2 separate regions of the Homo sapiens genome follow, and region 1 is linked to region 2. The links are chromatin contacts, found by Hi-C or POLR2A ChIA-PET in ENCODE. All regions are on one chromosome and are shown on one strand. The core of a region is the stretch at or near the end of the contact, and the rest is flanking DNA. Distances in the headings are between cores, read along the strand shown. Region 1 has its middle 29 kb from the start of GSG1L. Region 2 overlaps XPO6 (exportin 6).

The links. A loop is a pair of places that touch in the nucleus more often than their neighbours do. ChIA-PET counts read pairs that join two places held with the same protein, here RNA polymerase II (POLR2A). Pooled maps may share reads with other maps.
Region 1: a map of heart right ventricle shows a loop between it and region 2 (5-fold over the local background). The contact joins two enhancer-like sites. A Hi-C loop is called at or near these places in 1 of 168 maps with a recorded cell type or tissue (heart right ventricle) and 1 of 50 pooled maps. POLR2A ChIA-PET finds 5 or more read pairs at or near these places in 7 of 52 experiments (AG04450, B cell, CD8-positive, alpha-beta memory T cell and 4 more).

Annotation. Positions count from the first base shown.
Region 1 is chr16:28,091,588-28,094,287 of GRCh38, forward strand. No RefSeq gene overlaps it. Among named protein-coding and RNA genes, the nearest start is that of GSG1L, 29 kb to the left of the region's middle. RefSeq lists an enhancer at 1-770. Within about 2 kb of position 1,429, at least 6 of the 41 ENCODE cell types and tissues checked have a DNase peak (open chromatin) inside an H3K27ac peak, as active enhancers do.
Region 2 is chr16:28,135,737-28,138,516 of GRCh38, forward strand. The region is part of intron 9 of XPO6 (exportin 6); the gene reads right to left. Among named protein-coding and RNA genes, the nearest start is that of GSG1L, 73 kb to the left of the region's middle. Within about 2 kb of position 1,500, at least 5 of the 41 ENCODE cell types and tissues checked have a DNase peak (open chromatin) inside an H3K27ac peak, as active enhancers do.

The DNA of each region.
Region 1 (2,700 bases), core at 179-2,678, 44 kb before region 2:
GGAACCCTAAGGGGGTGGGTGTGTGTCTCTAGAAGGCAGGCCCCCGCTGGTCTCTTGTGGCAGGGGAGGGACAAACCAGTTTTGGAAATGCCTCCGTACATAAAAGCCTCCCGAGGTGTAGCCCTCCCCAGGCAGGCTCTGTGAGGGGAGATTGAGATGCTACGCACGTCCTTCCCCAGAGTCTCAATCAGTCTTCCTCGAGTGCCCTTCAGAGGCTGGAAGCAAGGTCGCCGAGACACGGGGAGCTCAGGAATCAGCTCCAGTGTGGCACCCAGGGACGGTGCTGGGGAAGGCAGGCATGGGTAGGCTGCAGCCTCTGCTAATTGGGGATCACCATCCTCAGGTACTACCCCGACAACAGGCTCTGTCTCTGGCCTCAGCCACCAATAATAGTGCCGGACACCCATGTAGGTCAGAGGGTCCCCAGACTACCTCCCACGACCCTCCACAGAGGCCACTTCTACCTGACTGGCCCCAGTCCAGGGCTTAGGTTCAAACTGCCACAGACAGCTGGGGTCTCTAGGGTCCGTGAGAACCACCAAAAAGAGTGTGTGCCTCAGGGGGCAGAACCCTGCCAGGCAGTAATATGATTTATTCCCACTGAAAGTCAGAGGTGTACAGCTGGGCCAATGCACACAAATGCAAGGAAAGGGCTGAAAGCCACCCACTGAAATGTTATATGGTTTAGGCGAGTCTTTTTATCTGCAAATAATAATCTGTAATAAAGAGGAGGGAGGGGCGGGGCCCGTTGGCTCACACCTCTAATCCCAGCACTTTGGGAGGCCGAGGCAGGAGGATTGCCTGAGCCCAGGAGATGGAGGTTGCAGTGAGCTATGACTACTCCACTGCACTGCAGCTTGCACAACAGAGCAAGACTTTGTCTCAAAAAAAAAAAAAAATTAAAAAGAGAGAAGGGGAAAAAATTAAAAACCTGAGTGTCTTTTTTTTTTTTTTTTTTTTTTTTTTGAGATAGAGTCTCCCTCTGTTGCCCAGGCTGGAGTGGTTCAATCTCAGCTCATTGCAACCTCTGCCTCCCAGGTTCAAGTGATTCTCCTGTCTCAGCCTCCCAAGTAGCTGGGATTACAGGTGCCCACGCCACCACGCCCAGCTAATTTTTGTATTTTTAGTAGAGACGGGGTTTCATCATACTGGCCAGGCTGGTTTCGAACTCCTGACGTCAGGTGATCCACCCGCCTCCGCCTCCCAAAGTGCTGGGATTACAGGCGTGAACCACTGTGCCCAACCAAAACCTGAGTGTCTTTAAAAAAAAAATCTACCTGTTGCCAAAATGCCTGCCGCCTACGTCAGGTCTGTGGATCTCTGGGACGTTTCATTGAAATACTTAACTTTCCAACCCACCCCTTGGTACCTGACTGACCCAGGGAAAGCTTCTGCCACCCTTCAGAGGCCCCTGGGGGCTCTGAGTCAGGCTCTGACCAGCACCACGGAGCTCTCTCTGCCCACCCCAGGAGGCCGCATAACCCGGCCTGCTCTCAATGCCTGCCCCCACTCAGCACCTCCAAGCCCTGAGGCAATTAATTAACAAGGCTTTTAAAAGATGTTTTCAAATGATACAAACAGGGAAGGGCGGAAAAGGGAGTCCTTGAGCTACAGAAATTCTTCACTGAAGAGCCTTTCACGTAAGTGCTTTTCCCTAAGGAGCCCAGCAAGGTAAGGCCACGGTGTTCTGAGCAGACACCAAGGACACGGTTTCATTATGTTGAAAATTAGTTAGAAGATGCCTCAGCGGGGCTCTAGACCTCTTCCTTGAAGAAAAACCCATTTGGATAAATCTGAAAAATCCTCCTGCACATAAGAATTTTTTGGTGCCTGCTCTGAGCCAAGCCCTACGCTGCCTGCTAGGGACAGAGAGCCCCCCACTGCCTGCAGGTTCTCATGGTGGTAGGGGTGACACCACGGTTCCTGGGACAAGAGGGGACACAGGTGCTGCGGGGCAGCGAGGAGGAAGGGGCGCTTGGCAGGGCCTCACAGAGGAGGGCTTCACAGAGATTGGAGGAGGAGGCTTTGGAGGGGTGAGGGAGAAGGAGGGGGATTGATGGGGCAGCCAGAGTCATTTCAGGGGAGCACCTCAGCTTTTCCCAAGGGCTGGTCTCAGAGATGAGCCACAGTGATCAAACCACAGTCACCAAAATCCTCCGTGCACACAACACAAGGCCCATCTCGGAGCTGACTCCACCTAAGGAGGAACCAGCTACTGCATGTGCAGTGAAAAGGAGTCCTTCGCCTGCAGCCGGGCACCAGGCTTGTAGAATTCAGCAAATAATAGTTATTAATAAATGGCCAACAATCATGGCTCTTCTGCCCAGGCCCAAGGAGCCAGCTAGAACTGTCAGCAACCTTCCTCTCCTGGTCTCAGCTCCTCTGCAGAGGTCTCACGCTGGAGAGGGACACTGGGACAAGGATGTGGCTCAGAAGTGGGCAGGCCTGGTTAGGCCACTAACCAATTAGAGTTCTGAATCTCCAAGACCCACAAAACCAGGGGCTGATTTGGTCAAATCTGTGATATTTTTCCTCCTTCAGAATAGAAACCAGTCCCCAGAAATATCCATAAAAGCCTCAGACACATCTGACCCAGCAATTTCACATGCAGGAATCCAACCTATGGAAACAATCAAACACACAGATTTACACACAAGGATGATCACTGCATCGTCAGTGACAGCCTTAGATATTTGTAGA
Region 2 (2,780 bases), core at 250-2,749:
CATTGGGTCGTGGCTTTAAAAAATCTGTTCTCTGCCTTTTTTAACAGGAGAATCTAATCCACTAAATGTAATGTAATTACTGATAAGGAAGGCCTCATTTTTGCCATTTTGCTATTTATTTTCTATGACTTATGTTCCTCAATTCCTCCATTCCTGCCTTCTTTTGTGTCAAACAGGTATTTTCTAGTGCTGCATTTTAAATCCCTTGTCCTTTCTTTTACTAAGTATTTTCAAGTTATGATCTTAGCAGCTGCTCTGGGGATGATAGGCACTGCATATAAATATTACCTAATTCAATGATTTCATGCTTTTAACAGCTGTGAGAAGTAAATGGTATCAATATTTTTCTGATGAGGAAACAACAATTAACAGAAGTTAAATAAACTGCCCAAGGCCACAAAGCTATTTCGAACCTAGGGCCCCCTAATTCAAAATCATGTTCTCGCTACACATAAATCACCAATGAAGTGTTTTGTTTTGTTTTGTTTTGTTTTTGTTTTTGGAGACAGAGTCTCCTCTGTCACCCAGGCTGAAGTGCAACGGCGCAATCTTGGCTCACTCCAACCTCCGCCTCCCCAGGTTCAGTGATTCTCATGCCTCAGCCTCCCGAGTGGCTGGGATTACAGGCATGACCCACTAGGTCTGGCTAATTTTTGTATTTTTAGTAGAGACAGGATTTCGCCATGTTGGCCAGATTGGTCTTGAAATCCCGACCTCAGATGATCCACCTGCCTCGACCTCCCAAAGTGTCAGGATTACAGGCGTGATCCCGCGCCCAGCACCAATGGGTTTTAAGCCTGCTCCACCCAACTCCCAAAACCTAATCTTTAGTCCATTTTAAGAAGACTTAGAAACTAAAAAGAGCCTGGGGAAACCCTGACCCTTTGATTTGTGTCTAAGAATAATTTCTCAAAGAAATACTCAGAGCGGTAGGTTTGGATATTTCCCACATGTAATAAGAACCCAACTCAGAAGATACCAAGTTATAAGCAACAATTGCTACCACAAGGACCAACAAACTGCTCATTTTCAAGAACAAATCATGTTGCCTAAATACTCGCCTATCCTGAAACGCTTCTAAGATAAGTTAAGGGACTGCTCCCATTCACAGAGCAAACCACCAGTGCTGGTTAGTAAGCTCTCCACATCAATCTGCTCTCCAAAGCTATGATGCTGGGGCTGAGACTCAAAGGACACTTTGTTTCGGTCTGTTAGGTTCTGCCAGCAGGGACACTGGAGGGAGACTGGAAGGCAGAAGGGACAAAAGGACTGCATCCTTCCTGTGGGCTTGCTGTCCTGGCAGTGCTGCCCCAGCAACAGACACCTGGCAGAAGCAACTGGTTCCGGTTTCCAGCTTCATTCCACATTCCCAGAACTAGTATCGTGCACCCTCAGAGGTGGAGGCAACACCCTCTCCTCAAAGGAATGGTCCCAGTTCGAAAAGATCCCTCCTCTGAACTCCTGTGGCAGCTAGATGGGGCCCTCTCTTCAGAGATCTGAACCCTAGTTGCTCAGGGACCAAGCAGTGATCTTCCAGATTTTGACAGCCCCAGCTTCTTGCCTTTGTACTTCTAGCCTTAGGGGTGAAGCCACTTCCTGTACTTATCAACTGTGTTATCTCAGTGTTTCCTCTGAAACCTATTTAATCAATTTCCTAAAATGAATTTTCTGTTCAAATAATTAAGTATGGTTTCTGATTTCCTGACAGGACTCTAATACACCACCCAATCTAATACAGTTGAGTACTGGGACAACATGATAACCAAAGTTAAAAGATATCCAATACCAAGACCAAATACAGTCCATTTAGTCCAGGAGGTACAGCCCATGTGATGAGAATCAGTCTACAGACCACTTACAAATCCTCCTGGATTGTCCCATTTCAGATTTTGGTGACCAGAGTATCTTTTTTTTTTTTAACTTAAAAATTTAACCTATGCCAAAATTGACATTTGTATTTATTTACTTATTTTTTAACATAATTTCAACTTTTATGTTAGATTCAGGGGATACATGTACAGACTGGTTACCGGAGTATACTGCGTGATGCTGAGGTTTGAGGTATAACTGATCTCCTCACCCAGGCACTGAGCATAGTACCCAATAGCTTTTCAGCCCCTGCCCTCCTCCCCACTCCCTCTCTATCAGTCTCCAGTGTCTGTTGTTGCCATCCTATGTCCACGAGCACCCACTATTTAGCTCCCGACAGCTCGTTTCTTAACTAGAGACAGAGACACTCCCTACTTGCCCATATCCAGCAATGACTCCCCAACTGTATGCAAACGACTTAACAACCTAACACACGCCAGCCCTAAAGTAGACTAGCAACTGAACAGGGCCCAGGAAAGAATGCCGGCAGGGAAAAAGGCACTAATAAAATCTGCAACGTCTGTGGGAAAATTCACCCAATAAAGTCAAAATCCCACTTAGTAAACTCCATAGAAAGGTAAGATCAAACATTTAGGCCTAGAGTTTATGTTTTTGCCTTTGTTCAAGACATAAATTTCTAAAGTTACAGAAGTTCCACACTATAAATTGCTGTGACAGATCAAAATATTTCCACAATTCTCCTAGGAAAGAAAATCTACTTCAGACCAGAGGACAGATGAATTTTGTCATCTATAAATTGTCTTGCTGTGCTAAAAGGAAATTTAGAGACTTTCTATGCAAATGTAACCCTAAATTAGACCTAAAATCTTAACTGGCAATTGGCAACTCTGGCTGCAAAAAAAACCCGTATCGCTTAGAAAATTAAGTCCAAGTAGGAACCAGGCAAACAT